Regions from separate parts of the Mus musculus genome. Here region 1 is linked to region 2. A link is a loop called in an ENCODE intact Hi-C map of the cell type or tissue named here. Cell type or tissue: gastrocnemius. All regions are shown on one strand. Each heading gives the region's core, and the rest is flanking DNA. Links, peaks and the distances in the headings are about the cores only.

What was found. A loop is a pair of places that touch in the nucleus more often than their neighbours do. Peaks named below come from ENCODE experiments on the same cell type or tissue, not always from the same donor. Only the 100,000 strongest peaks of a DNase experiment are listed, where the experiment ranks them.
Region 1: it touches region 2 in a loop (6-fold over the local background); 2 of 42 quality-filtered maps call a loop at or near these places.

Annotation. Positions count from the first base shown.
Region 1 is chr11:21,294,661-21,311,089 of GRCm38, forward strand. Vps54 (VPS54 GARP complex subunit) reads left to right here. Exons shown (of 23, transcript NM_139061.5): 10 at 681-736; 11 at 4,094-4,190; 12 at 5,318-5,658; 13 at 10,991-11,120; 14 at 11,706-11,887; 15 at 12,249-12,361; 16 at 14,079-14,142; 17 at 16,417-16,429. Among named protein-coding and RNA genes, the nearest start is that of Mir1933, 42 kb to the right of the region's middle. In gastrocnemius, for the core only: no CTCF peak of the experiment used is centred there; no DNase peak of the experiment used is centred there; H3K27ac peaks cover 1,648 bases.
Region 2 is chr11:21,242,996-21,259,424 of GRCm38, forward strand. The region is part of intron 1 of Vps54 (VPS54 GARP complex subunit); the gene reads left to right. It also overlaps the pseudogene Gm23582. Among named protein-coding and RNA genes, the nearest start is that of Vps54, 12 kb to the left of the region's middle. In gastrocnemius, for the core only: no CTCF peak of the experiment used is centred there; no DNase peak of the experiment used is centred there; H3K27ac peaks cover 1,004 bases.

The DNA of each region.
Region 1 (16,429 bases), core at 3,027-11,026, 50 kb after region 2:
AAAAGGATTATTGTGGTTTTGAATTCTATTTATTTATTTATTTAAATATTTTATGTATATGGATGCTTTGCTTGCAAGTATGTGTGTGCATCATTTGCATGCCTGGTACCCAAGGAGGCCAGAAGGCATTGGAGCATCTGGAACTGGTTATGAGCTGCCAAGTGGGTGCTGGGAATCAAATCTGGGTCCTTTGGAAGGTGAACCAGTGCTTTTAACCACTGAGCTAAGTCTACAGCCCAGTTCCTATGCTTTTAATTGATATTTATGTGTGTGAGCACATTCAGATGCGTGTAGAGTGGTGGCCATGCATGTGTTTGCACACATGTGGAGGCCAGAGGACAGTCTTGGATGTCGTTCTGGGGACATCCACCTTGTTTTTTGAGACAGTCTGTTATTTAACCTGGAGCTAGCCTAATAGGCTAGGCTGGCTGGTCAGTGAGCCCCAGGCTTCTGCTTATCTCTGGTTCCTCAGCGGTGGGATTACAGCCACACTTGGCTTTTTAATATGAATTCTGGGAATTAGATTTAGATCTTTATATTTGCAGGACAAGCACCTTACAGACTGAGCTGCCCCACCCCCAACCTCAGGATGTTCTTTTTAATGTACAGATGAAACATGAATTAGTTGGGATTCTAAAGACAATTAACCAAATTGCCCCTTTTTTTTTTCTAAATTGCAGCGTGTGATTAATAAAGTTTCACAAATAGAAGAAATAGACACAGACGTTGTTGTAAAGTAAGTATACATATGTTTATATAGCTTTGTGTTTAACAGTTAGGGAAAAGGACATGTACAAATTATAATTTTTTTCTTTTGCTCCCAATAATCTATTTTTATAAGTTATAATTTTAAGGTTACTAAACTAAGTAATTGTTGGCTGAGGTTTGGATCAGGGTGTAAAAATATTATACATGATAATAAAGTACCTTTAAGAGATAATGCTGTGACTTACTTCAAGCCTCGAGTGGCCCCATTTTGGCACTACGTCAAGGTTGAGCTAGTTTCCTCCAACCCCTGGTGAAATCCCTACAGCTATTCAGAGCATGAAAAAAACAATTGAAAGTGCTAAAACTGGTAGCTTCAAACAGCTTACAGTTAAGGAAGCTGTGCGGAATGGCTTGTTGGCCACTGAGGTGTGGATGTGGTCTTATCTCCGAGAGATCATAGGCAAACGTGTAATTTTTGGCTATGATGTTTGAAGACCAATCTTTAACTTTGAATCTGAGTTTTTATTTGAATGTTCTTGGGCCATGTATAATGAGACTGCTATCTGAATAATATACTAGCTTTCAAATTAAAAAAAAAGATAAGGGAAATAAGTGTTCAACAAAATTCAGAAAAAAAGATAGTACTGTCTTTGAATAAAGGACCTTGGATAGAGGAAACAGCCCCCATGATATAGACTCTTCAGGGAGGGAACTGGAGGAGTAGGTCCAATAGAGCCCACCCCTTATCTTCAGGAGATACTTTTAGAGCTCCTGTGAAAGCCTGTGTCTTAGTCAGGGTTTCTATTGTTGCACAAACATCATGACCAAGAAGCAGTTGGGGAGGGAAGGGTTTATTCGGCTTACACTTCCACATTGCTGTTGATCATCAAAGGATGTAGGACTGGAACTCAAGCAGGGCAGGAAGCAGGAGCTGATGCAGAGGCCATGGAGGGATGTTCCTTACTGGCTTGCTTCCCCTGGCTTGCTCCGCCTGCTCTCTTATAGAACCAAGACTACCAGCCCAGAGATGGCACCACCCACAAGGGGCCTTTCCCCCTTGATCACTAATTGAGAAAGTGCCTTACAGTTGGATCTCATGGAGGCATTTCCCCAACTGAAGCTCCTTTCTCTGTGATAACTCCAGCTGTGTCAAGTTGACACAAAACTAGCCAGTACAGCCTGTAACCACAGACAGGAGAGAACTTTCTCCTGTGTGTGTAAATACAGTGTTTTTCCTTATGTGCCTTCTATTATTGCTACATAGTACAGGGGTTCATGTGTTTCTAACCTGCTGCGTTCTTTGGGTCATTGTTCTTATGTAGATGATCTGTTAGCTAAGGTTGTTACTAAGTGAATATTGGGCAGGTAGTATATACAACATGGATATATTAAATAAAGGAGTGAGTCTAATCCAAGTGAGGGAGGGAACAGAGCAGTCATCATACTACTTATAATGGTGATAAATTATTAGATTTTGAAAATTTCTATTTAGTATTTTTGAATTATTTGGATTCAGGTAAATCTAACAAAACCATAAAGTGAGTTGACTGCCTTATCTTTGCTTTTTCTAGTCTTTATAAGGATTCTAAAATTGGCCTAGCTCTGCAGGTTGGTTTTCAGGGTAAAGTTGAGCATAGAAGAGGAATAGAAGGTTGGTGGAAAGTGGGAGAGGTTGAAAATAATTTATTATAATGGGGTAGCAAATACTAAATTTACATTGTTTTGCTCTATAATCAAGCTTCTAAGAGGCTCCAAGAAGTTTGGGTATTTACTTTTGAGTTGCCTGATCCCTACTTTTTGTTTTCATCTTGACATTCCTGTTCTTTCTAGAAAGATAGTGGTAAGTATTTTATGCCTGAAGTTCTCATTCATTTAGGTATCTAAATTTTAAAGGAATTTAGGTATCTGATCACCGATATAGATAGTTATTAAGTTTCTCTGGGCTCAAACCTCAGATTGGAGATGTGTTACAATTTCTGCACCATTTGTTGGCACATCTGTCTCCGAATTGGTTGGAGCAACTAGTGAGAAGTAATAACTTCTGGGAGATATGTCATGGCAACTTTTAGAAAATTCAGGACAGTGACTTTATTTTCTTGCTCTTGGGCAGGCTAGTTTATGTTAGCAATATTTAGGGAAAAGGACCCTCAGTTGAGAAAATGAGTCCATAAGATTAGCCAGTAGGCAGGGTCTGTAGTATACTTTCTTAATTGGTGACTGATGTGGGAGATCCCAGCCCACTCAGAGTGCTGCCGTCCCTGAACTGGTGGCTCTTGGCTGTAAGAAAGCAGGCTGAACAAACCATGGCGAGCAAGAGTGTAAGCAGCACTCCTCAGCGGCCTCTGAATCAGTTCTCTGCCTGAGTTCTCTCAGCAGTGGAGTATGACCTGATAGAAGCTAAACAAACTCTCTCCTCACCATGTTGTTTGTGGTCATGGTGTTCTCCCACAGCAATAAAAACCCTAGTAAGACACTGTAACAAATTTTCTCACCTTATGCAGAGAGCTTCCTGCTATCCAGTACAAGAATGTGTTTTGTTTTATTTTGTTGTTGTTTTTTTGTTTTGTTTTGTTTTAATAAACTTATGGCTATAGCAGCATTCACTGGAAATATATAATGTTATTTTCTATAAAATCTCCTTAGGGAATTCTATTTTATATTAACCTGTTTCATATTAGAATTTATTAACTTAGAGTTACTATCAAGTAATAACATTGGCATATATTTAAATGTGCTGTATGTTGTTGATAACAGTTCTTATCAAACTGTAAAAGATACATACTTTTCCTCCTTGTTAAAAATAAAAGCAACATCAAACATGGCAAGGAAGAGCTCAGTCACTCATAGAATTACAACAGCAGCCGCACTCAACAGCTAGGGTTTTGTGCTGATTTGATGCTGCCCAGAGTCCGTGGCAGCGGATTGTCCTACTTCTCATAGTGGAGAGTAGATTATTACATCTTTTGAGGGAAATGGTATACTTCCATTATTATTTCACAAGAGATCCTTACTTTTAGCTAATGTCAGGTTTAAGTGTGTGGTCACAAAATTCTCCCATGGAATTACAGTATGATATGGACCATGTCAGTGTATGTGATTGGACTAATTGGACAGGGAGGTGTTTAAACAGATAGGACAGTTTGGTAACTGACCTCTTTAGCTCAGGAACCTATGATTCTAGTGAGGGTTCAAGATAAATGGCACTTTATTTTTATAAATATATATTTATGTACTTATATATACTTATATTTTATACTTATAAAATATATTTTATATATAAAATATTTATATTTTATAAATATATATTTAATGTCCTTTCCTCCAGCTTATAGATTTTACCATATTGGTCCAGAGACACTTATTTTTGTTTAAAATTTTCTTATAGGCTTGCAGATCAAATGAGAATGTTGAATTTTCCCCAGTGGATTGATCTGTTAAAGGACATTTTCTCTAAGTTTACAGTTTTCCTACAGAGAGTTAAGGTAAGCTTACATATCAGTTGCCTGGAATATCTGAAATTCAGTCAGCTTTCTGGACAGTGCTCAGAACTGAAATATATTTGGGTGAGGGTAAGTTTTTATGTACATAATGATATCTTTGGGCCTTGGTTTTAGTTGCTTGCATTCCCTCCAGTCTGCCTTTGATGTGTGTCTGTGCTGATTGGACTTACTCAGCCTCCACTGACTCAGAAAATTTGAACTTGGAATCTGCTTCCTTAGAATCATGTCCATCCCTAAAAGAAACCAAATGTTTCAGAGAGGAAGCAATGCATTTGAGATTTGCAGCTATGACTATCAAAATCCTTTATTTCTTAATAGTTCTTAAAAATAGTAGTTTATGTAAGCTATTTTTCGTTTACCTAGCTTTCAGTGTTTAAGTGTTTCCTCTGTATCAAGTACCATTAAGATAAGTGTAATGAGGTGGAGCTAACAGTGTAGAAGAAAGAGACCAAGATGAATAGAGAGATAATTTTAGATGACAATAAATGTTCTTAAACAAACAAAGCAAAACCACAGTAGAGCAGCCACAACTGCATTTGTGGGAGAGTCACTGAAGGAAGGTCTCTTTGAGGAAACCGCCATGTTTTGCTAGGACCCAAGTGATGAGAAGGACAGTGTACAAAGGTTACAGGGAAGAGCTGTCTGTTCAGAGGAGGCAGCAGAAGTGTTGAGTGAGAACAGGCTCGGAGTGATCAGACAACAGAATGAGACATCCCCATGTGACAGTATAATGCTAAGGAATATAAGCTATTGTTCTTTTAAGCAGGTGGATGTACTAATAAGTTTCTCTGAGAGGTATTTGGCACAGCATGATTAAGAGGTTAGTGAAATATACAGTGTTTTAGGGAAATGTCCATTAAAAAATACATTAGAATGTAAGTGCTGTGGGTTCTAAGCTGTAGTGAGCTTCCCTCTCCTGTGTGACTGATTTTCACAAGTCACTGTTATTTTATCAATAGGAACTTGATAAAAACTGTAACATTTCTTATAAGACTTTGATTCGTTTTGATCATAGATATTCAGAATTGTGTCCACATAATTCTTATAAATTTTAGGTTTGTGATATTTAAATGCATCTTTTTAAAAGTCCTATCTTTACTTTTTTGTAGGCAACATTGAATATTATCCACAGTGTTGTTCTGTCAGTTCTTGAGAAAAGCCAAAGGACTAGAGAATTGGAAGAGATCCCACAGCAGAGGAGCGCTGGGAAGGACAGCTCCTTGGACACAGACGTGGCTTACCTGACACACGAGGGCTGGTTCATAAGTGATGCTTTCAGTGAGGGTGAGCCAGCATCTGCGGCGGTTGATACTACCTCTCAAAGAAACACGTCTCCACATAGCGAGCCCTGCAGCAGTGATTCGGTATCAGAACCAGAATGTACTACTGATTCTTCATCCAGCAAGGAGCAGACATCAGCGTGTGCTCCTCCAGGAGGTATAGAGATTATGTGAGTATAGCAGCTTTCTGAGAACAATAGCTCTGCTGCAGTAGGACTGGAGATTCAAGTTTAGTTTTTAAAATGTGACCCTTGAAAATTTAACAAAGTAATTTTTATGAAACATACACTTCATTTTGAAGATGTGTAGAGGGTGTGGAGGAGAGCCGTGGAGACAGTGGAGAGATTACAGGATCTTAGAGTGGTGAGGAGCTTGAATTATTTCCTGAGCCATCCTCCCTTCAGCACTATGGAAATTGATTCAGAGGAAATTTATATAAACCAAACAGAACTTTTCCAGGAACCCACATCGCTTACTGCTCTGGTGATTTTTCTTTGTTCTCTCCCGTCCTGATCCTTTACTTTATATTAGTAAAGATGTGTTGGCCTTATGCATTGGTTTCTCAGAGATGTGAGTTTCTTAGTGGATTACATTGCCTTTCCAAACATCACTTGTAAAATATATGTTTTGAAATTATTTCACATTTACAGAAAATTTGCAATAATAGTATGAACACTGTCAAAAATCCTCCATTCCAAGGCCTCAGCTCTGAATAATCTGCCACATGACCCCATCTCACTCTCTTCCCTTCCACCCCTTCCCCTTTCTCTTTGTATCTGCACTCAGACATGATGCCTCTTTACCCCAGATGCTAGAGTCCGCCTTTGATAACCCAGAACATTGTCTTACACAATTCAGTAATAACTGTAATAACTGCTATCGAAAAAGACAGAGCAAAAACTGTAAATGCTTTCTGTTCCAAGAGCATAGTTTGTATTACGTTGTTAAGGATAGCAAGACTTAGTACTGTTGCTTATGTGTAAATCAACCTGGGGTCCAGAGTTCATGGAGCTCACATTTTACTTACATCAGTTTATTACAGTGTTTCCTTCCTACTGAAATACCTGAAATGCACTAGCAAATGTATATATTTTGTCTGTGTTTAGGCTAATATCTTTATATTTACTAGTTATTATTATACTATTAAATCTATATTAACATTATGTATTTTGACTGGGCATGGTGATGCACAGCTTTTTCCCCAGCATTTGGGAGGCAGCGGCAGAGGCAGGTGAATCTCTTGAGTCCAAAGTCAGCCTGATTTAAATAGTAAGTTCCAGGAGAGCCAGAGATACAGCAAGACCCTGCCTCAAAATAACAACAACAACAACAACAACAACAAATTCTGTATCTTAAATAATTTTATTTATTTTGGAGTTAGGAGATCTTCACTTGAGTGGACGGCTGTCCTACCCTCATTGTGGCTTCCGTTTGCATCTGAGGTGCTTTTTGTTTCTGCATTTATCGTTTCTACGTAGCCTAGCAGTGAGGAGGAGAGTGCAGGGGACTGGGATTCTCCTTGTTTTGTTTTGGTTCAAACTTTTGAATTTGGTATACAGTGCACTTGTGGGACAAAAGTTAAATTCTAAATGTTCAGCTCAAATAATTATTCCAAAATGCAAATATTTCATCAAGAAATATTGTCAAGAAATGGAACAGTATCAGCTCTCTAGAAAACTTACCCTCCCCTGCCCTGGCTCTAATCAATTTCATCTGGAATCAAGTCATTAAAACTATTAGTGTGTGTGTGTGTTTTGTTGCTTTCATTTTCAGTTGTATATCATAGAACCACACTTTTGTGTTTATCTGCTTTCTTTCCTTCAATATTATGTGTGTGATAAGTGCATGTAGTGGGACTTTATTTGTATACAAAAATAATGTCCTATGACAACATCACAATACAAAAGTCATTCTGCTATTGATAAGATTTGGGGTTATTTCTATTTTTAGGGATTGGCCTGCCTTTGGTGATTTCATGAATTGCTGGTTCTTATGCATACTATGCACTGTTAAATCCTTAGCTTTTAAATGCTTGTCAATATTTTTGTTGTACACGCTACAAACAAATGTTGGAAAATATATATGCACATATAGACACCAGGAATGGAGACGGACACATGCACACGTGTGTGTGCGCGCGCACACAATCACTGAATATAATGGGCTTACATTTTAGTTGAGTGCACAGCCAAAAAGGACAGCCAACACATGAGAATGCAGGAGAATTTGTTGCCTGTAGGCAAGAGATCAATTTTAAAAGATGGCATTCTCTTAAATGGGGGGAAAAAAAGGTAAGGAATTTATATAGAAAGTCTATACGTATTCATATGGGAATAAACCGTGGGGCAGGCACATTTCTGAGCATATTCACTGTAAAATACACATAACTGGGCATTCTCAGTTAAGGTTATAATTCAAGAGGAAAAGACTGCAGAAGGGAAGGCCCTGGACACACCAGTCTGCCCTGTAAAAGCAGAAGCGGGAAGGTTCTCTGGGTTTTTAGCCTCATGTGCATTTGCTCATTACTTAGAGTCCTGTCAGGAAGAGTTCCATTGCCTCACATCTTCATTCACTCCCCTCACTCTCCCCATTTGGTAGTCTTGTACATGTTGGCTGCTCGGAGTCTAGGTTGCAACTGTAGGAGTTTTAGTTTTGTCCTGGTTATTGGTAGGAGAACACCTTTCCGTGTACTTACTGTCCCTTTTGATAGCTTCTCCTGGCAAGTGTATAAAGAGGGTCTTTGCCTGTCTGCCCCCCCCTCCCTCCCTCTTCCTTTCTTAGTGATTTGCTGGAGTTGCTTGTGTAAGCACATGTCTGCTCTCCAACCATATTGCAAAATCATCTACCACTTTGTGAATTCCTACTTCATTCTCTAGTTAAGGTCTTTTTGGTTAAAAAAGGCTATTAATTTTAAATATGTCCCTTTGACAATTAGATTGACAGTTTCTCTGTAATTGTTTTGTATCATGCAAGATTTTCTTCCTTTTTTTCCTCCTATACCTAGATAATCCTTTAGCTCATTTAGCTAAAATGCCATCTTCCTTACTGTTCTGTATGTAGTACCACTGTTGCTATAAACCAGATACTCAGAGAAGTGTGTAGTCATTACAGTTCATTCCTTCGTTCGTTTGTTCTTTCTTTTTTTTTTTTTTTGTTTTTTTGTTTTTTTGAGACAGGGTTTCTCTGTGTGGCCCTGCCTGTCCTGGAACTCACTCTATAGACCAGACTGGTCTCGAACTCAGAAATCTCCTGCCTCTGCCTCCCGAGTGCTGGGATTAAAGGCGCCACCACCATGCCCGGCTATCATTACGTTTCTTATTCTGTGATAAAGCACCATGTTCACTGCAGTAGGAGAGAGTTGACCTGGCATGAGGGAGGCCCTAGCTTCACTCTCCATCTTGCTCTTGTTTTTTAGGAACATGGTCTAGAATTTGTACTTTTTACTGTCACTTCCACAGCAGAGGCTAGGATGTGACATATGACTCGCTCTGTAAAAGAGCTTGAGAACTAGAGTCTTTAGTTAGTTGTCTGTCTGTCAGTTAAAGATACTTGTGCAGCTAAAGCCGTTACTGTGGCAGGGGAGAGAAGTATTGAAAGCAGCTAGCAGCTTGCTGTGACATTTGACAGTCTTAAGCCTGCATCACAGTTGTTTATGTGGGTTTATTTCCTGTCCTCATTGTCTGTCACTTTAGAATCTTCTCTGGCATTCCTTCATTGCATGTTACCACAGGATGAAACATAGGCACTGTCTATGGTTCTGCTTATGTTCAGCTTATACACCAGTGCCTGAAAGCTTGCCACTCAACTCGGAGGTGACAGGGAAGTTAAAAGCAATTAAACTCAAAGAGCTTTTCTAAGGAAAAATTACAGCTAATTAAACAAGATCTAAGAACATTCACACTTTTGGTTAGGCCACTGCAGTATTTAAAAACTTTTTATTTACTGTTTTCTGTTTATGTCTTTGTGAGTTAGTAGCATATGGCTAAGGGTTCTAAATTCATTAGTGATTCTGTTACATGGCAAATTTTTAGTAATCCTTTAGAAAATAAGACCTCATTTCAGTAGGAAATTTGAACATCTAAATGAGCATTTTTTGGTTGGAATTGGCATTAGTACCAGACTGTTTTTATATAAATAAGTGTTTTGAGCATTGGAGAGGAAACTCAAGTCAGCAAAAAGAGTTTTACATCTGAACACAGGTCATACGTTGGATGTGGAGGTGTGCTCTTGAGATCGAAGTGCTGAACAGGCAGAGGCATGGAAATGACTAGCCAACTTGCCTAGCCAACTTGCCTAGCCTACTTGCTGAGCTAGTGTGAGGCTCTGTGTCATAAACGAGGTAAATGGTCCCTGAGGAAGGAAACCAAAGGTTGCGTTCTGGCTCCATTTGTACCCACTACATCTGTCCCGTCCCCCTAATCCCTGAAATTATGGAACAGAGGAAGTTTAATGAATTAGAGACCAATTCTAGATTTTGGTCTTTCTCTCTTACTATTGCAGCTGTGGGTTGATCATTTAAACTACTGAGGGCCACAGTCTACCTGACTCAGTAAAATTATACAAGACTGTTTTGAGAATACCTTAAGACTATTAACCCTGCTGTTATTCTAAGACACTAGTAAATAGGTTTAGCGATATAATTTTGAGGGATAATAAACTTTCTTCAATATCATAACCCAGTAATATAAATCAGAGCCTGCTAATAATAACTTTGAAAATTGTCTTATTCCATCGAAAGGGCTATAAATGACACAGGCACTTAACTTGGCTTATTATGATGCTAAAGAATTGTTGGCATAGAATAAGTGGCATTTATTTATTTATTTTATTTTATTTAGACAGGGTTTCTCAGTATAGCCCTGGCTGTCCTGGAACTTGCTTTGTATGCTAGGATGTCTTTGAACTCAGAGATCTGCCTACCTCTGCCTATTGAGTGCTGGGATTAAAGGTGCATGCTACCACTGCCAAGCTCTGTGGTCTTTATGCTTCTTGAATGGAAATATTTAGAAATAGAAAAATCTTGCATTTCCCCTCAAAATATAAACACAACTGTTTAATACAGCTTCCTTAAGGGCTCTGTCTTTCCAGTGCTAAGCACTAAGTTCAGTAAGTCCTCTGCCACTAAGTAACTTACACTCACAGGAAGAAAGAACCTACTTGCTATGAATGTCCTCCCTCCTCACTGGCCATCCCAGCTTGTTCCTCTCAGGGCATCACAGAGCTGCTCCTGCACAGCTGCCACCTCACCTCAGAACACATCTCTTCTGCTGTAATGGCTGCAGACTGCAGCTGCAGGGTGAGCTAAGTGGTAGGACTAGTACAGTAAAAAAGTTAGGCCTCTGAAATGTTACCTTGAGCACCATTAAAACTTATTAAAATGGACAATAGCTAGCCCAGAATTTTTTCCACAAATGTGAATTCTCTATCTTTGTCCTCCTCTTTGATACATCACATATGGAGAATACTGTGTTTCCTGATTAAATCTCATTGTCTCATCTTCAGAGTCAGTGAAGACATGAGGTTAACTGACTTGGAGCTAGGAAAACTAGCAAGTAACATCCAGGAGTTACTGTGTAATGCTTCAGATGTATGCCATGATCGAGCTGTCAAATTTCTCATGTCAAGAGCAAAGGTATTTTATTTTCATATAGTCTTGGAGATTCTTCTGTATATACAAAGTGTTACTTTAGAGATCTAAGTTATATGTAACTGTACCTATGTTCTGTCACAGTCTTATCCATCTTAACACTTGGAAAATTGATGGTATTATTGCTGTGGTCTTCTAAGGAGCTACTAAGATGTCAAATAATTAGAAAATAGAAATAGAAAATTATAAAACTATCCTTTTCCAATTATTTGTTTATTTAAAAGACTTAAAAATATAGCACCATAATAATTAATTTAAATCTAATATGCTGGTTTACCTACACACACAAACAAAAAGGTGTAACTTGAATATATTTGAGTTACTGTGTTACAAAGTGATGACCGGCTTTAGACATCTTCAGCTCTGTATGTTCCAAGTTTTGGATTCTAAAGTATTAGGAAATTTCAGCTAAAGTATAAATGTTTTAAATCATAAATATAATATGATACAACTAACATACTAGGAAAATAAAAATAACAGTAGCAGTTACTAAGCTCCGTCAGTTTTATAGCTCATGCATCTTTTGTGTAATACTAACTTTTGTCATGATGCGGTGTTTTTAAAACTTAGGACGGTTTTCTTGAAAAATTGAATTCCACGGAATTCATAGCACTCTCGAGATTAATGGAGACATTCATAGTGGACACTGAACAGATCTGTGGGAGGAAGAGCACGTCACTGCTTGGGGCCCTTCAGAGCCAAGCAAATAAGTTTGTGAACAGGTTTCATGAAGAGAGGCGGACCAAGCTCAGGTAGCGCCGGGTACCTTCTCTGCTTTCCTTTTCTTTACAGAACAGCTGTGGTTAAAGGGTAAACGTAGTTGATCACAGGCCAAATTCCTCCGAATGGGGGAGTAAGATCAAATTTCTTAGATTCCGATGGAATTAGACTTTTTATCTTTGTTGAAGTCTTTTATCAGTTGATCCTCACTGAATGTCTCTTTCTCAGGGTTGACTAAATTGGTTTTCTTAGCTGATTTTGGCTAGGCTAAGAGACAAACACCTGTTTGTTCTGTTAGTGGGTGGGTCCAGTTTATTCTGTTCCTTCTAGCTAACGACTGATCCTGAGATGTGCCTGTTAAAGTTCACCATTTTTTCCTTTCCTTTTGAACAGCCTCCTCTTAGACAACGAGCGTTGGAAGCAGGCTGATGTTCCTGCAGAATTTCAGGATCTTGTTGATTCTATAGCGGATGGAAAGATTGCTTTACCTGAAAAAAAGCCAGTGGGTATGTGTAGTTTGTCACACATGGTTCCTCCCACTGTATATTGATGACGATGAGGGCATACCTCTGTCCCACAGCCTACAGTCTACATTCTACATTATGCAAACAAAATAGGTTTTCGATTAAAGTTATAGAGTGATTGCTTTAACCTCGTGCTTCAACCTTGTGCTTTTTCCTGCTTTGCTGTGTGCTGCCAGAACCCCGTAAGGGTGCCATGCCCCATCCACATCTCACTGACTCACTAGAGACTGATGTGGGCACCAGGAAGTGAAGGCTACTTGACATGTAATAATGAGTGATTGCTTGCCGGCAGGCATTGATATTCTAAGCCATTTATAGATGTTATGTCATTGATGGTCCTCACACTAAGCTTTTAACAAACACAGGTGCTTGAGCCCTACACAGTTATGTAAGTAGTTGCAGAACAAGGACTTCAGATTCAGGCAGACTGACATCAGGATCTTTTTCTTATCTGCTGTGCCTCACCCTATCTGTGCACAATAGAGAGTTAATTAAGAGTGCTTCCTGTCACTCTGATAATAGCTGACGCATGTGAGGATATGCCAGTGCCTGACAAACATAGAAGTGGATGTTCACAGTCATCTATTGGATGGAACACAGGGCCCTCAATAGAGGAGCTAGAGAAAGTACCCAAGGAGCTGAAGGGGTCTGCAACCCAATAGGTGGAACAACAATATGAACTAACCAGTACTCCCCCGGAGCTCATGTCTCTAGCTGCATGTGTAACAGAAAATGGCCTAGTCGTCCATCATTGGGAAGAGAGACCCCTTGGTATTGCAAACTTTATATGCCCCAACAGGGGAATGCCAGGGCCAAGAAGTGGGAGTGGGTGGGTAGGGGAGCAGGGCGTGGGGAGGGTACAGGGAACTTTTGGGATAGCATTTGAAATGTAAATAAAGAAAATATCTAAGGGAAAAAAAAAGAAAGAAGAATGCTTCCTGTCACAAAACAAATAGACATCCAATTTGAATTATGATTAGAATTTAACTTTCTTTGCATGAAAGAAAAGAGGGAACACATACTTGGACTGATCAGAAACTGACATGACTTTGGTAAGCTAATTAATTTGGCTGCTCCAGGACTGTGATCTAAGTTATTTTATATGCTGAATTTTGTTTCCTAGTGATAAGAGATATCTCATGCTGGAAATTAATTACTGTATTGAAATCTTAGTTCTTCGCTAATTCTTTTTTCTTTTTTAACATTTATTTTTTAATGTATTTTGTTTAATTTTTGAGTGTTCTGCCTCTGTGTACACATGCGTGCCAGCAGAGGGCATCAGATCCCTTTCCAGGTGGCCGTGAGCCACCAACCATGTGGTCACTGAGAATTGAACTCAGGACCTCTGGAAAGTAACCAGTGTTAACTGCTGAGCCGTCTCTCTAGCCCATCTAAATTAATTCTAACTTGAAAAACATTATTTACTAATTTACACAGGCTATCATTCAACTACTGAGAGACAGATCATTTTAATTGCGAATAACTTATATTCATACAGCCCGTACTTGCAGTAGTGGGACTCAGATCTACATCTAACTTCTTTCACAGTGCCATACAACTTTCCAAGGCACAGTAGATACTTGTTTCAAAAATGAGCTAGTTCTGGGGTCTAAGCAGGAACTACCCTTTTAATTTTTTTCTCTAGTGATTTTTTTTTTTCATCTTGTTCCCTATCTTTCTTGTTTGCTTTGTTTGCTAGTTACAGAAGAAAGGAAGCCAGCTGATGTTCTTGTTGTTGAGGGACACCAGTATGCAGTTGTCGGGTGAGTAGCGCATTTCTCTGTGAAGCTCATCTTCTAGTTCTCCCTTGGAGTGAATTGCTAAGCTTGGAATAACAATGGTAAAAGCTGTAAAGTATTTAGGGAAATGTTACAATTTTTCTTTTAGTTTATATTACTTTGTAATATGGTTTATCCATCAGAGACTCCACTAGCTTCACAGAAAGGAAGGCCCTGGTTTTCCCGTGTAATAGGAAATATGTGAAGCAGCCCAAGGCCCATGTAATAACTGCTTGGTACCATTATTACCACCCCAGTCTCTTGCTGCTTTTTTTCTCTACAACTTTCTCAGTGTATAGGATAGCACAGTAGTTTTACTTGTGGACAGTAGAACTCAAAATGTGGTAATCAGTTATATTTATAAAATTATTGCTGTTCTGTGTATGATTTAGCATAGTTCACCATTATCATTGGACCCAATAGATCTTTTTCTCTTTTTTGAATAAATACATCTCTAATTCAAGTTACCTGGAAACATACCATCATCTGTACTGCATCTTTTATGACATTTTAAGTACTTCATTCTCTTTAAAGCATTGAATAGCTTAAACATTGCTTTTGCTTCTTTTCACTGTTTCTGAAATAGCTGCCCCCCACCCCAAAGGAAAGTAGTATCTTGTCAAGATAGTGTAGTAGGGTACAAGTGCCTCTTTCTGTATATGTTTTCCTGGTAGAACTCTTGAGTTCTGCAGAGGTGAGGGGGTTACTGGCTGCCGTGTTTTCAGCTTTCAGACGCTGGAAGCTTCTGCCTAGTCACTTTGAAGTTACTAGAGCGTGTATATTTAACAGCAGCACTCCTTTTCATTCTCCGGAATCTTTGCTTCTCTGGGGAAGACAAAGCTGTTGAACCCCTGTAATCTCACACCTCTAATTGAAGTGCCGTTTCTGTCTTTATTGATTTGTTATTCAGCTACATTTTGTGCACTTGATAAAAATGGTTCCCCTTGGAAGCTAGCTTTCCTGGTTCTTTAAGAAAAGAGACTGTCGCCAAAAAAGACTATTCCTGGCTAAAGGGGAATTAGTGCTTCTTCTAAGGGAAGAGTTTAAATGCTATGCAGTGGATTCATTAAAGGAGATGCCTGTCATTCAGAGTAGATGCTGAACTAGACATGGCACCTATGTTGACCTCCAAGATGAGTTTAAAAGGCCCAATGCTTCTCTTGAATTTTAGTTTTTAATATCCTACTGATTTTTAGAAAACATTTAACATGGCTTTCTCATTTCTGAACAGCTGAGTTAATTTAAGTATTTTATATTAATTCATTCTTTCCTCCCCTTAACTGAAGTTGTACATAACCTGCAATAAATGATGTGTCTTCTCTATTTGTGACCTGTCCTGCTATTAAACTCATAATTGATCATTTTTGGAGAACCTTTTGTGACCACTCTATAAATTCCTAGGATGTTATGGTCTCCTTAAAACATTATAGATTTGTATCAAAAGATGGCCTAGTCGGACATCACTGGAAAGAGAGGCCCATTGGACACGCAAACTTTATATGCCCCAGTACAGGGGAACGCCAGGGCCAAAAAGGGGGAGTGGGTGGGTAGGGGAGTGGGGGTGGGTGGGTATGGGGGACTTTTGGTATAGCATTGGAAATGTAAATGAGCTAAATACCTAATAAAAAATGGAAAAAAAACATTATAGATTCTTTTTCATCTTATTAAGAAAATCTAGGTTAAGCTCCTTTCATTAATTTAAGAGCCATAATTGTAGACTAAAGTTTACATGAGCAACCAGACCCCCTGGCTAGTCTTTTTCTCATTGTTTCTGATTTGTCCCCAAATTGGAGTACTTGCTGTATAGTAGAGACTTGCTTAAAATTGCCATGCTGAGGGAATGACAAGATTTCTCATCAGTAAAAAAAAAATGCTTTTTTTTCTTGCAGAGAACCCAAGTTTGGTTCCCAGCCACCCCTGGTGGTCAGCAACTATTTTTAACTCCAGTTAAACTCCAGGGGATCCAAAACTGTCTTCTTGCCTCCCTGGGCACTGCACACATACGGTGCACAGATCTATACACACACACTAAAACCACCTATACATATATAATAAAAATAAATAAATCTTAAAAAACAACAACAGAATGCCATACAGAGAATGGTGTTTCTACAGCACAGAGTTTGAGAACAAATTCATTATCAGTCTCTTAGATGACTCTGGAATTATACAACTACCAAGATTAGTGTGTTTCCATAGATGTTTTTAACTGGTTGTTTGACTCTTGGTGAGTGTCTGAGGGTTACCCTTTTCTCCTAGAACCGTCTTGCTG
Region 2 (16,429 bases), core at 4,786-12,785:
TCGCATTTCTGCTTCTATTGGTCTCACTTTTGACTCTGATGTTTTTAAATTAATTTTTAAATACTTTGGTGCTGCTGTGATCCATCTCTCCTTCCCAAGTGCTAGGGTTGTAGACCTGTGCCACTGGGTTTGGCTTTTAGGTGATGTTTTTGGTGATGAAAAGTGGTAGGATCACCTTTGTTACTTACTGTCCATGTGACTTTAGAGAAATTATGAAATGTTCCTGGGGTTCAATTTTCTCATCTAACAAATAGTGAGTGTGTTTGGTGATTACTGTATTATGAACTTATTGCCAATGTAAGTGAGTTTATGGGTTGTAAGATACTGTGTCTGGTGAGCCAAATAGTTCAGTGGGGAGAGCATTAGCCTGAAGATGCTTTGTTGACTTTAACATTCTCTGTAAGAGTTGTTTCAGAAGAACAAATTAGAAAGGAATATGTAGAACTTATCAAAAGCAATGTAGAGGTAGCAAGGTAAAATGAATAATGACTGACAGCTCTTAGGGAGAAAAAAAACACTAATTGTCTCTGTCCCTGCCGTCTTTCTCCCTCCCTCAAAAGAACCACTTAATACATCAATAATTGAAGTTCCTTGCTCCAGAGACCGACTTCAGTAGCACCTGAGGTTGGCTTATTGTAAGATTTCTATCAGGCTTTTTTTCCTGGTCTTTTTTCCCCTGTATTGTAGTCATTGATTTTTCAAAAGGGTAAATCTGATCATTTAATTTGTGTGCTTAAATTATTTCTAGCTTTATAATTAAGATGAAATATTATTTCTCATTTCTTTAAGATAAGTGAGTTCCTTTCCTAACATCTTTTTAGCCTTAGAGACTCCACAATTCTCCCCCATTCCTAAATATGTAATTGTCTAAGGCATGTTGAATTCTTTGTGGTACCTGACAATAGATTCTTTTTCTTCCAAATCTTTTCACATACCTCACCTTTTCTAGATCTCCATTACTGTTTTCCCCAACTGGTCTGACTCATTCTTTAGTTCTTGGTAAGCTGTCTACATAGTTATTAATATGTATGGATGCTTTGTCTATTTGTACTGTGCATGTGTCTGATACCCTTAGAGACTAGAAGAAGGTGTTGGATTCCCTGGGACTAGAGCTATAGATGGTTGTGAGTGGTTGCTGAGAATTGAACATGGGTCCTCTTGCAAGAATAGCCAGGGCTCTTGACCAATGAGCCATCTTTTCAGCCTCCTGGCATTGATGTTTTATTATTTAAGATTTTTAAGCCATAGGTCAGTTGAAAGAATAGTAGAGTGAGCACCACACTACCCCCAATTTTTTTTTTTTTTTTTGACAAACTGGTGTGGATATTTCCCCCATTTTCAAACATGCGTCTCCCAATTATAAGACTATTCTGCAGGATTATAGTTATGGTATCTAAGAATGTCAGTATTTACGTGGTAGCATCATTTGCCATAGAGTTAACGCTTAAACATTCTCAGTTGTCTACTGTGTTCTCACTTAATCTGCCCCACTCTATCACCATGAGTTGAATGGTCAAAAGTAGCTTAAAAAAGGAGTCCTTAGGCTGGACACAGGGCTTCTACTCTGTAGTGACAATTTTGACATTTTGGTTTCTTTAGAAAACACAGAAATATTACAAGAATATGTCTTTATTTTAATCCCAGGTATGGGATATGGACCTGCTTCAGATTGTCCTCAGCAGCTGGCTATGATTTGCCTCATGCCCTAGCAGGGGCGTAATTTTTCCAGTGGCAGACAGTGTCTACAGTCGTGTGACATTTGGAATTCTGTTGACTTATCAGAGAATATATAATGCTAGGGCCCCAAGAGGCAGACTGGGTTGTTGGTTGGTTGCTGTTGGTTTCTGTTTAAGTAGTCCTGCATAAAGATGAAACAAGAAGAAATTAGATGTCTGACAGTGAAACTCAAACTTGCCTCTAATGAACAGGAAGTTGTTTAATGATAATGTTGCCCCCTTTCCTCTCTATCCTTTTTTCCTCTCCTGTTTAGAGTTAGAGGTTTGAAAGGATAGAAGAAGGGGGATGGAAAAGGGTGGAAGAAAAAGAGCCCACAAAGTAGCTGAAAGTCCAGGTATATATAATATACATATAAAAATTAATGTACCTAATTGCCAATTATACACAACTCCTACCTTTTGGACCTAAAATATAGTTGTCTGTTCTTTTTAAGATTAACCCACTGTCTGACTGTTCACCAATTCTAGTATTTCCCATCTCTTGGCAAAGCCAATCCTCCCACTCCCAAAAAAAAGTTCAAGTACCAAATTAATGTTCTGTTCATCAAACCTATCTCCTTGACCTACAAATTCTTTTTTTTTTTCTTTTAAAGATTTACTTATTTATTATATGTAAGTACACTGTAGCTGTCTTCAGACACACCAGAAGAGGTCGTCAGATCTCGTTACAGATGGTTATGAGCTGGGATTTGAACTCTGGACCTTTGGAAGAGCAGTCGGGTACTCTTACCCACTGAGCCATCTCACCAGCCCAGAGCTACCAATTCTTGATTCCTCCTCATTGCCAAACCCCCAAGGCCCACCTCTTCAGCAACCTGTCTTCCATTTCAACACTTACTCGGCTTAGGATAAAAGAAAGGCCTACTCATTAAATCTAGCAGCCTATATAATATATTCAGTCTTCATTTGACTTGACCTTACTGTCCTCAAAAGTGACTTTAGAAGGTATGAAAGCTGAGCGTGGTGGCGCACGCCTTTAATCCCAGCACTTGGGAGGCAGAGGCAGGCGGATTTCTGAGTTCAAGGCCAGCCTGGTCTACAGAGTGAGTTCCAGGACAGTCAGGGCTACAGAGAAACCCTGTCTTGAAAAACCAAAAAAAAAAAAAAAAAAAAAAAGAAAGTTAGAAAAGCATTATTTGTAATTCTCTAAGGTAATGATTTAAAGACAAGATCATTACTTGATAACAAAACCATCAATTGAAAGGTCCTTAGGAACAGGATATTTATTCTTCAAAAACTTAAATGTGAGAGGCTTTAGGATTTGTTTTGTTCTGAATAATTAGTATAATAATTAGTATCAGGACACTAAAAGTCACTATCAGTGTCCTAATTTCACTTTGGTTGGCAAAAGTTTTGCTAATAATGCAGTTACATCAGTGACCCAAAGAAGGAATAAAGTATATACATTTCTTTGGGTTTTTCCTGAGGTATCTATTCACTAGAGACAAGTGGGCCTTTAATTGTGGGTTAATTCTAGTAACTACTGTAGTACTGCTAGGAGTCTCCCATTTTCATTTTGAATATTATTTAGTTTTAATTTTAAAATTATAAATGATAATAATTTTTGTTCTTGAAACTATCAGTTATTTTGTAAGACATTTAAAATACACAAGTATGACTGTCAGAGTTCAGATCCCACTTAAATCAGTAAATTCCAGGCAGGCTAGGTAGTCTACCTGAGAAGCCACATATGGGGGTCCCCAAACAAGCTAGCTATGGAGCCGTGCCGCACCAGTGACCTCTGGGTTTGACTGAAAGACCTTGCCTCAGTGAATAAGATGAAAGAGCTTTGGATGATGATTCCTGACAGCAACCTTGGACTTCCGTTTTCTCACATACAAGTCTACCGTTACACATATGTGCCAACATACATAGAACACACATGAAAGAGGAAAAAGACAACTTTAATTTTTTTTGAATGGTTTACTTATTTTTCCTTTTTATGCATTGATTGGTGGATTGTCTGCATATATGTCTGTGTGAAGGTGTTGGATCCCCTAGAGCTGGAGTTAGACGGTTCTGAATCGCCAGGTGGGTGCTGAGAGTTAAACCCGGGTCCTCTGGAAAAACATCAGATGCTTTTAACTGACAACTTAAATTTCTGGTATTACAATTATTTATAATTTATTCTAGCCAACATTACCTCTTGTTATCCTTTTTTTCTTTTATTGAAAATAGATCCCCCCCCCCCCCCCCCGCACATAATATAGCCTGATTACTGTTTCCCTCCCTCTACTCCTCCCAGTTCCTCCCCATCTCCCACTCAGATCCACACTCTTTCTGTCTCCATTAGAAAGCAAGCTTCTGAGGGAGAGTAGTAGTAATAATGTGATAAATTATAAAATAAAGAATAGTAGTAATAAAACCCAACACATTGGAATAGAACAAAACAAACAGAAAGAAAAGAGCCCAAGAGAGGGCACAGGATACAGAGACCTGCTCATTCTCACACTCAGGAAGCCATATGTATGCAGAGGGCCTGGTATAGACCTGTGCAGGCCCTGTGTGCTGTGTCCATCTCTGGGAATTCATATGAGCTCTGATGATGTTGATTTAGAGGGCCTAGTTTTCTTGGGTGGGGTATGCTAATTCATAGCCCTAGTTTTGGTTCTGAGAGGTACGTGAACTGCTCAGCACACTCTGCTAACAGGGCCAGCGCTATCCAGCTGTCCAGGTAAGGTACAGGGCCTACTCTCCCAAGTGTTGTAGCTGGTGAGAGGGAGGGACATGGCCAGTTCTCCCACTCTGATGATCCTGGAGTCAGCTCTCCTGCCTCCTGTAGATGGTGTGGGACGAGGAAGGGGAGGGAGGTGTGTCTACCTCCTCTCCCCTGCCCAGCAGACAAGTGGGAGGAGGGCTCTCTGGCCCTCATGCCCTCAGGGCCAGCACTACTCTGCTGCTTAGGTGAAGTACAGGGCCTTTTCTCCTGAGTGCTGCAGTAGGTGAGGGGCCAGGCTAATTCTACTGCTCTGATGACTTGGGCAGGCTCTCCTGCTTGTCATTGGTGGTGATAAGGGGTGAGGAAGTGGATCCCCCCCCCCCCCCTCTCTTCATCACATGGCAGACAAGTTGTGAGGCCAATTGTTCCATGTTCACACCCTTGGGGCTGGCCCACGAGCACTCCTGCCATCAGGGTCAGCTTTACTGTGCTGCCCAGGTAATGTGCAGGGCCTGCTCTCCAGACTGCTGCAGTAGGTGAGAGGAAGGGCCAGCTCTCCTGCTCTCATGATTCCACTGGGGCCAGTTCTCCCACCTGCCTACCACTGCTGGTGGGAAGAACAAAAAGGAATGGAGGGGGGTTGCTTCCTTGCCCATGCCACTACATAGCAGCCAAGAGGCAAGGCTGGCTCTCCTACTCTCTTTAGTTCTCAGGGTTAGCTCATCTACAACGCCCACATCCAGGGCCAGCTGTACTGTGCTGCCCAGGTGCAGGGCCTGCTCTCCTGATTGTTGCAGTAGTTGAGGGCCAGCTTTCCTGTTCTGATGCCCTTGGCTAGCTCTTGCCTTCTGTAGGTGGCAAAGTGAGGTGGGATGGGAGTGCTCTCTTTCATGCCTATGTTACCCATGGAAGACAAGGGCAGGATCAGCTCTCCCATGCTTATGCCCTTGGGGTCCATACCCTATGGGCTGGCTCCCCTGTGCCTTCACCACCAAGGTCAGCTCTACTGTGCTGCCTAGGTGCAGGGTCTAATCCCCCAAATGCTGTAGCTGGTGAGGGACAGGGTCAGCTCTCTGCTCTCATGACCCCAGGGCCAGGTCTCCCACCTGCTGCAGGTGGTGAGTGGTGTGTATGGGGTGTTTCTCCCTCATCCATGCTACTGTATGGGAGATGAGTAGTAGGGCCAGTTCTCCCAACTCTCACATCCCTGGGATCTGGCTCTCCTGCAAGTCCTGCAGTCTGTAGGGCCCATTCTTCTGAGTACTGCAGCTGGCTAGGGGTGGGGTTCGCTTTCCCATAATGTCCAGGTGAGGGGTGGGGCCATTTCTGCACAGCTCTCAGACATGAACATGTCCTTAGGTGGCAGCCCAGACCAGGGACATTCATCTGGCCTGTGGTGGTTAACAGACCTCTGGTGTTGCAGGGCCACAGACCCAAACATGGCCCCAGGTGACAGCACAGGCCAGGACCTCACCATGGTCCCAGGTAGAATCACTAGCTACATACATCAGGCTGTTCCTCACTACCCTTGAGTCTCCAGTTCTGCCTCTCTTCATTGTACCCACATCCTTTGTTTCTCTTTCATGTCTCTATTCTTTGTTTCTCTTAGTGGTGCCTGGGGTCTCTGAGAGTCTGGCATCATCTCAGGAGTGTTCTCAGGAGTGCTATGCTGCCACTAGTGCATTATGGTGCTGGGCAGGGGTCCTCTTGGGCATGATCTGCCTCCTGAGGCTTTCGTGGTACCCAGCTGGTGGTTATCTTAGGCTAGCTCCCTGTCCAGGCCCCGTGATGCCCCATTTGGTGTGTTCCTTGCTCAGTACACCAGAGTGGTTCCATGCTAGTATCCTTACCTCAGGCTCTCTCCTTTGGGGTCCTTAGTCCCAGGTGAGGTTCTTCTAATCTCTGGCTTGCTCCCAGTGTTGGGAGCTGTTGGGCCTTCGTGGTGCTGTGCTGGTGGTCCTTTCAGACTACTCCCTGACTGAATCTTCTGATGCTGGACTGGTGGTTCTCTCAGGCTCGCTGTTTTCAGGGAATGTTAGGAAATGATGAACATCATCCAGATGTTCCTAAGTCAGAACACTGAGATTAGACATCGCCTTTCTCTCCTCTCTGCCACCCACTGACTCACATGGAACACAGTACCCACACCTGCAGCACTTTTAAGAGCAGGTTCAGAACACATTTCTTGTTGAAAGTAGTAGAATGTTTGCTTATCGAAGCTTTTTGGAGTGGAGTGATTTCTTCTTTGCTAAGAAGAATACAATATCCAGGTGGTGGTGGTGTACACCTTTTATCCCAGGAGTTGGGAGGCAGAGGCAGGCAGATCTTTGTGAATTAGAGGACATCCTGGTCCACAGAGTGAGTTCTAGAACAGCTAACACTACACAGAGAGACTCTGTCTTGAAAAATAAAAAATACATACATCACACTGATGCAAATGTGCACTACATTACTCTTAAGGAAGAGTCTAGTCTAGTCTTAATTCTTTCATAGGAATTATTCCTGTCACTTAACAGAACATGCATATAACCAGGAATGGTGGTCCATGCTTGTGTTCCAGGTGCTAGGGAGTTTAAGACAGGCAGATTGCAAGTTTATGTAAGCTTAGGTTAAAAGTGTTCATGGCTAACTTGGGCTACTTAGTAAGACTGTCTAGAAAAACCAACTTAAAAAAAAAGACATAAATAATAGTTGTGAGAGTAAATTTACTTTTTAATTGGAGAGACTGTGGTGTAGAAGCAGAAGCATGGACTTTAATCAGAAAGTCGGAATTCAAATCCCATAGCTCTCATTACTTACCTAAATAGTTTGAAACCAAGTTACATTTGAACCTATTTTTTTACTATATAATGGAAATGATTTGAATATCAACAAAATTATCTCAATGGAGCCAATCAATTATGAACTACAGTATTTAGTAAAATATTGATGGTGTAATTTTTTTTTTCTTACTATTTTTATTTTGCTTCCTTTCATGGCATCCTTGCTTTATTCATTAATAATATATATCTCATTTTTTACATAAAACTTTAGAAACCCTTAGATCCATTTGTGGGAGTGAAGCAATCTAGTTCTTGTCCTCATTCTGTCTGACCTCTGTCCTAACTCTCCCCAAGGTAAGAACATGTGAAACAGGAGGAGGATGTGAAGCAACTACCTCTTCTAGGCCGGTTTGCTGGGTTGGTGCCTAGACCTGGTTGACCTCAAGTTGGGCATAAGCCTAAGTGCCTCATAACCTGTTTGTTGAGTTACTCTCTCCTTCCTGCTTGCTGGCCTTACCATTGCTTTCTAAGGCATGCAGTGAGATCCATTGTTCTGTATGGCTTTTTTATTTTCTTGGTTTTGCTTCTTCTTGTATTCATATTTACCCCTCACCCCAGTCTCAAGACTAGAATTAAACAAAGTAATGGAAGTCCATGCTGTTACAGTGTAAATAAATGTTTGAATGGGGAAGTATGAATGCTAATGTTTTCTTGTTTTAAAACTATTTACAATACTTAGAAGTAGGGAGCTGGAGAGATGTCTCAGTGGTTAAGAGCACTGACTACTCTTCCAGAGATCTTGAGTTCATACTCTTCCAGAGATCTTGAGTTCAATTCCCAGCAGCCACATGGTGGCTCATACCATCAGTAATGGCATTTGATGACCTCTTCTGGAGTGTCTGAAGACAGCAACAGTGTACTCACATATAATAAATAAATCTTTAAAAAAAAAAAACTTAGCAGTTGTAGTTGTAGTTACTTATTACTTATGCAGTTACTTATTGTTTTCCATGTACCTATATGGGGACTTTTTTGGACCTACCAGTGGTTAAATAATGACACAGAGACATATTAATATTTATTATAGCTCAGGCTTTTAGCAGACTCTCAGCTATCTCAGTCTAAGTTTAACCCAACTAACTAGCCTATTACTCACCACTTGACAACTTCTTTACCTCTCTGTTTCAGTTGACTACCTCTGTGTTTCTCTGGATGAATCCCTGTTTCTCATTTCTTCTCCCTTAAACCCTTTCTTAGCCTGTAACTTCTACCGTCCAATTCCTGCCTAGCTGTTGGCTGTCAGATCTTTATTAAAGCCAATCAGCAAGTAAGAATGTTTACAAAATATGAGGCCATAGGAATAACAATACCAAGATCCAGCTAGTACTTAGCTTGCTGCCTGTAAGCAATCAACAATTGAATATACAGAGACACCTTCACACAATGTACCCCAGCATGTACCAGTTAATGTGTCCTGAGCTTACAAAGGATACTAAATCTTACGGCGTTCCTATGTGCTATTTCTTTTTATAAATGAGGACATGAGATGTCTGGAGGTAAGAAAGCTATCAAATGTCATACAGCTAGTAAATGATCAAAGTCTAAGTTTGTATGGCCAGTTTTCTTAAGCAGTCTGTTATTTCTCAGGAAAGATAGGGAGCTGGAATCAAGTTTTAGAAAGCCAGATACTATTATATAAACAAATAATATTATGGACTTAGGTTCATATACATTCAAATATAATATAAAACCCAATATGAGCCATTGTTAATGGCACGTGTGGCCTTACCTAATTTTCCACAGTATTCATTTATTTGAAACATATAGTGAACATTCGTAAGTTTATAAAATGCTAGGCATAGTATAGGATGATAAGTGAAACAAGTGGAAGTGTTATAGTATGGTGGGAAAGGTAGGAAACGAGCAGATAAGTCCCTGTCACATGAGAAAGTACTGTAAAGATCATGAAGTACTTGTTTGGATCAGAGGAATGAAGGACTGGGCCAGTATGTTTAGAAATGGGACAGTTGTCAGGAAAGATCTGTCATCCCAATACGCAGAGATAGACTCACTGTTAACATGTTGTTGTGTCTCCTGTATGTTGTCACAGAGGTTTTTGCATTAAGAAAGAGATATGCAGGATGTTCTTTTTTATGACACCACAATTTAAACTTTCAAAATAGTAGCTGAGCCTTTAAAAAAATTATTTTAAGATGGGGTCTTTCTTTGTAGCCCAGGCTGTTCTCAAACTTTAGTCCCCACTGAGCATCCTACATGTGTAGCTCATCTGGCTTTGAACATTGCTTTATCATTTCCTCATCGTGTGTTCCAGTTTAGCCTCTGCAGTCTGACTTTCATTCCCATTGTTGACTTGATAGTGCTTCCTGGATGACTTATGATTTCCTAATTGACAAGTCTCAAGGGTTTTTGTTCTTCTGTTTCTCTCATGAGTAGTTTATTGGGGCATTTTGGTCTGATCATTCTGCTTTTTCTCGAACCTTTAAAAAAATGTATGTGTGGGAGTGTGAGCATGTGTATTTGTATACGTGTGCATGAGAGGCTGTTTGTGCCATGTGCCCACAGAGGCCAGATGAGGGTGTTGGATCCCTAGACCTGGAGTTAGAACAGTTGTAAGCTGCCTGACGTGAGTGTGTGCACTGAACTCTGGAATCTGAAAGAGCAACAAGTATTCAAAACCACTGAGCCTTCTCTCCAGACCCCCTTTTTGTTTTAATCACAACTTTCCAGATGCTGTGACTGAACTGGGGACCTTGCAGCATGTGTTCTGTCACTGAGCTTCATTCTCATCCTCTCACACTTGTAAAAAATGTTTCCCTTTAGAATGTTAAGAGTCTTTTTAAATTTTTTACTTGGTTGTCTTCTCTTACCAGTTTTCCTCCAGAGTAAGAAATTCATCAATACTAGCTAGGGTCTTAAAGTTGATAAGAATGGAAAGCTGTCTTGTGGATAAAGCCAGACTTCTTTATTGAGTGTTGTCTAGCTCAAGGAATATTTCTATTTAATGAAAGAAAAGAAGAACCGGCATTCCAGAGGCAGAGGCAGAGACAGAGGGGCAGAGGCAGGGAGGGAGGAGGGAGGCAGGGGGTAGGGAGACAGGGTGGGAGGGAGGCAAAGAGGCAGAGGCAGAGAGGCAGAGGCAGGCTGATTTGTGAGTTTGAGGTCAGCCTGGTCCAGAGTGAGTTTTAGTATAGCCAGGGCTACACAGAAAAACCTTGTCTCAGAAAAATTAACCCTCACTAACATTTGTCATAAGAATCAACAATGGTGTCCATCACTGAGCTCCTCCTCATAGAGTGAATGGTTGAGTGAATTAAGAAATCATTTTATTAAATGGCAGCATGAATTGAAACTATACAGACCTAGCTCTATTCGTAGTATGAGTGCTTTGGTAACCACAATTAAAACTTCTTTAAAGAATTGTCAAGCTTCACTTTACTGTGTGATTTTTGTTTGTTTGTTAGAAGGAACAAAAAGGCCTAAATTTGCTTATGATGCATGACTGATGGAAATATTTAGCAAAGCAGATAGTTTAACAGTGTGCTTTGTTTCTTCTAAGTATTTTCTTTGTGTGTATGTGTGTGTGTATACACATAAAGATACATATGTATGTGTGGGTGTACATGTATGCACATGCATGTGTAATCAAGAGGGAACAGCCTTCGGTGTTGTTCCTCTGGTACCATCAACCTTCTAGAATTTGGGACAGTGTCTCTTACTGGTCTGGAACTCAGTAGGCTAGGCTGGCTGACTGTTATACTATAGTTATAGTTATACTATAGATAATTAGATAGATATAGATAAAAATTAGTTATACTATAGATAATCATTTCTTTTTAATTAAGTGTTTGACTATTGGAAATTTTTACTTTAAAAAATTCTAGGGAATATATATATATATATACACACACATACATATATATATGTATATACATATATATGTGTGTATATATTATTAGAGATTGAACCCAAGGCCTCTGTGTATACCAGGCAAGAAGTATACCACTTAATCATGTCCTCATGGGCTGGTTAGTTTTCTGTCTGCTTGACACAAGCTAGGATCATCTGGGAAGAGGAAACATCAATTAGAAAATACTCCTATCAGATTGGCCTGTAGGCAAGCCTGTGGATCATTTTCCTGATTAATGTGAGAGGGACCAGCCCACTGTGGACCATGCTAACCCTGGGCTGCATAAGAAAGCTAGGAACTGATCAAGCCTTAGGGACAAACCAGGATCTCCGTACCAGTTTCTTCCTCAGGCTCCCCCATTGATGGACTGTGTATGGTTGACGTATTAGCTAGCTAGATAAGCCCTTTCCTCCCCAAGTTGCTTTTGGTCACAGTTCTTATCACAGCATAGAAAGCAAATTGGAATACCCCTTCCACCACCTCTTTTTTTTATTTTTGGGCAAGATCTGGTTTTGAACTCTATAATGTAGGTGGGTTTGAAATCACACTATTAACAAGATGATTGAAGTTGCAGTTTTCTTGTCTTAGCCTGTCTAGTGTATAAACTGAGGATATTACCACCTCAAGTTATGGTTGAAGGAGAGACTGAGGAGGAGAAAGAGACAACTAAGAGAGATGGGCGAGAGAAAGGGGACCAAAAGAGTGCATAGCTGAAAGAAATAGTAGAGTTTAAGGGAATGAATGAGAAGCTCAGGGGAGGAGATCCCATGAGCTGAAGTTAATAAGGTAGACTCAGGGTGCCAGTATGCATGGACTCAATCTGTAACACGTACTTGTTTTTGTTTTTGTATTTTTCTTTCTTTGTTTTTTTTTTTTTTCTAAGTTTTTTTTTTATTATTATTTTTATTTTTGAGTACACTGTAGCTATCTTCAGACACACCAGAAGAGGGCATCAGATCCCATTACCAATGGCTGTGAGCCACCATGTAGTTGGTGGGAATTGAACTCAGAACCTCTGAAAGAGCACTCAGTGCTCTTAACCACTGAGCCATCTCTCCAGCCTTGTAGCAGGTTCTTGTGATACTGAGGAAGCCTGGAGGCCAGCATGTGCTTTGGTGTGCTAACAGGCACCACAGATAGCTGATGGTCCTGGGTTTGTTTTGGACCTGACACCTAGGAACTGAGATGATAGGCTAATGCTGGAATTATTTTTAATTATAGTCTCAAATGTATGTATATTTGTTTTCTTTGGATGTGTAATTTAGAAATGAAATTTAAAGTAACCTTTGATGGGAGAAAGGGGAGAAGATGATATGAATATTTTAGAAGGGCACAGTACAGCCTTCGCACATCTTAAAGGACAGGTAGACCACCTTTTCTGAAAGAGTGTATCTATGGGAAATAAAGAGTAAGATGATCAACAAGGGAAGGTAAGTCAACATTAGATTGTAAGAGTCTGGAGTACTACTTAATGAAACTTGAGATTAGTTTGGGAAGTAATAATTTTTAAAAGTTTTTGAGCTGAAGTATAACAACAGGAAGTATAAGTATAATTTAGTGGATTAATTCTAAAATTCTATATATAGTAGTTTAGACTGGAAGCAGAGGGACCAGTTAGAAGTCTGTAGAATGACATAGGACAGGCAATTTTAGATTGTACACTAAGGTATCACATGTGTTGAGTAGGAGAAAAGAAATTAAATTAGTATATTTGGCTAATGCTAAGCATAAAGAAATTTCTGATATTTTCAATACTATTAATACAATTAAGAAAATTAATGATTTCAAAATACCACTAAGTATCTAATTCATATTAAAAGTTTCAGGTATATTGCCTTTTTTTTTTTTTTTATATAGCAGGATTTAGTCAAGTATGACTGCCTTTAGGGATGGAGAATAAACTAGAAAAAAGTATGATGACACATATGTATGAAAGTGCCATAATGAAGCCCATTATTTTGTATGGCAACTTAAAAAATTAATAGTATGTAGCTGTATTTAAGCTACTTTAGTAAGATGTGTTGTGTAGATTCAAAATATTAAACAAGAATAATAAAGTGGACCTTTTTATTGATTTATGTGTAATCTTAAGGATAATTTAGAGTTGAGTATAAATATTTTTATAATGTCTTCTCTAGGCAGTATCTATCACAGTGTAGAAGTAAGCACATAACTTTTACATCCAATCTAGGTAATGTTTGTAATAAATCCTAAGTGTAGAGAATGGCAATTGAAACTAGAATTTAGGGAATTCCATTTCTGTATATGGTACAATTTTTGTGCAACATTGTAGTGGTGAGTTTGGGTCACACTACTTTGGCTCCTGGCAGGTCGCACACGTGCACACACCCTATCTTTATTCCTGAATGGAAGATAGACAGACAGACAGACAGACAGACTGACATACATACACACAGACACACACCAGTTAATTTTAAAATGCCTTGGCTACCTCAAAGACTGGGCACTCCTAAACCTTCCTTTGTTTTACCCCAGGCACAATTGAGGAAGTGGCCAGTGACCACCCACCCAAATTCTCACATGACTGGTTGGCTTTCTCTCCTGCAGCTCTTGTGTCCCATCTTTCTCCCTTGAGTCATGGCAATGTTCTTTCTCCTTTTTCCCAGTTCCTAGCCCATGCAAATCTTCGCCCAGCCATTGGCCGCTGGCATTTTTTTTTTTAAAGATTTATTTATTTCATGTATGCGAGTACACTGTCGCTGTTTTCAGACACACCAGAAGAGGGCATTGGATCCCCATTACAGATGGTCATGAGCTACCATGTGGGTTCTTAGAATTGAACTCATGACCTCTGGAAGAGCAATCAGTGCTCTTAACCAGCCATCTCTCCAGCCCAGGTGCTGGCATCTTTATTGATTGATCAAAAGCCAATTGAGGACAAGGGCCTTCAGGGTTTGGTCTGATTAAATCAAAGCATTAGAACCAATCCCCACCCCAACGTGAACTGAAACTGTTTGATAAGTTTTTTCCATATTTGAAGTTATGCAGTAATGTCATCTTGAGGTACATTAAGTAGTGTTTACAAATTGAGTAGTTTTTTTCTGCATACTTACATTTTGTACTAGTATTTTACAAATATGTAATTTCCTTTCCTTAAACTTTTACTTTGAAAATCATATGGAAAAACAAAAGAATGTTCAATACTCAATATATTTTACCTTGTTTTTATATTTTGTCAGATTTGTTTTATGTGAATTCTTTGCTTAATCACGTAAAAGGAAGTTACAGGTAGTGAGATATATCACTTGTAAATACTTTTCTTATTTTAATGCTAAGCATAAAGATATTTACGGTATGTTTTGTACTTTTGTTGTTTTAAATGTATATGATTACTCTGTCACTATCTTTAGACACCCTGGAAGAGGGCATCCCATTATGGATGGTTGTGAGACACTATGTGTTTGACTGGGAATTGAACTCACAACCTCTTAATCACTCATCTATCTCTCCAGCCTTTTTTTTTTTCCCAATACTGTTAATATAACTAAGAAAATTAATGATTTCAAAATACATTTTATAGCCAATTCATATTAAAAGTTCCAAGAGTTTCTCAAAGCCATTTTATAAAAAACAGGATTCAATAAAGTATAACTGCTTTTTAGTTGTTGGCACTTTACTAATTTAGTCCAGAATGACTTATTAAAATCAATAAGTAACCAGATTAGTTTTCTTATAGCCTTATGGTTTTGATTTGGTTGTTTCCTCCTTAAAGGCTTAAATTGTAATCTCCTGTTTTCTGTTATTATTATTATTTTTTTCTGTAAACTGAAAGCTAGGCCTTTAGCAAATAGGTCAGTAATGATGCCTTTAAAGACTCCAATGTCTGTGTATTTTCTTAGCAGCATTGCTACGCTCTCTGGTCGAGTCAACTGGACAAGCCGAAAGGCTTAAAAGTCACTCATGAGGCAAAAGAGTTTCAAGGAAGCTCTCCTCCTGGAGGCTAGTGTTCTCTACCCATACATTAATTTTTCATTCCCGAGTTCCAGTACCACGCTAGTCTAGAGTATGGATCCACGTGCTCTCTTTCAGTATCTTCCTATAAGTGCTCTGACATGGCTAAAGCCTTCCGCCAGTGTTCCAACAGTCCAAGGGCATCCTTGACCAAGATCAAGGGTTTAGAATTCAGCAAGATTGTAAAAGCTAAGTCACTCCCTTACACAGGAATTTACCATCACTTAGGAAGAAGGAAGTTTCAGACCAAAGGAGAAACCAGAATAGATACTATAGCAGAGTTACACCCATACACATATTTACAATGGCCTAAGGGGAAGGTGGACTATACAAGAGACTAAAATAGGAACTGTGGCAAGGACGCGAAGCCCTTGACCCTGGCTTCTAAGATTAGTGAATTTTAGGTGGAGCCCTTGTTGATCCCAGCTGTTATCAATGTATTCTATCCTGGGTGGTTCCCGTTAGACCTTTTGTGTTTGCATTCCTCTGTTTTATGTAAGATTCCAGTTACCTCAATTGTACCTTGCGAATATGTCACCCAACTTCCTTATTGTCCTCTGCATAAAAAGTCTGATGCTCGAGTTGTAAAATTACATTCAGATTCCACACAAACTCTCCTGCGTGTGTCTGTCTGTCATCATCCACGCTTTGCCCACCCGCGTCGAGAGACCCCGTTCCACGCAGACATAGGGACCCAAAAGGTCTGCGGCACAGCATCTCCCCCATTCTCTTGCGTGTGCTGTGTAGACTAGGTTAGCCTTGAACTCACAGAGATGAAAGGTGTGCTCCCCAATGTATTTTTTACACTAGATAAGATGCTTGATTGGTTGTTTCCTGTACAAAAAATGGTGAAAGAGATTTTTCTGGTAACCCTGAAAAATAACAGTTTTTACCAAACTGTAAAGAAGTCCAAGTGGATGAGCCTGTTTGCTGTGGGTTCTAGCTTTGTATCTTTGTTTCTTATTTATAACTCTTTTAAAAAGAGAATTGGTGCCGGGCGTGGTGGCACACGCCTTTAATCCCAGCACTCGGGAGGCAGGGGCGGGCAGATTTCTGAGTTGGAGGCCAGCCTGGTCTACAAAGTGAGTTCCAGGACATCTAGGACTATACAGAGAAACCCTGTCTTGAAAAAAAAAAAAAAAAAAAAAAACAGAAAAAAAAAAAGAGAGAGAGAATTAGCTATGTTTTCTATTTATTTGTATGGGTTTTTTTGCCTTCATGTATGGCTCTGTTATGTATGTACAATACTTGTCTAAGCCAGAAGAAGGCATTGGGTCATCAGAAACTGGGGTTACAGGTGGTTGTAAACTGTCTTGTGGATGCTGGGAACTGAACCCAGGTTCTCTGGAAGTGTAGCAAGCACTTGTAACCA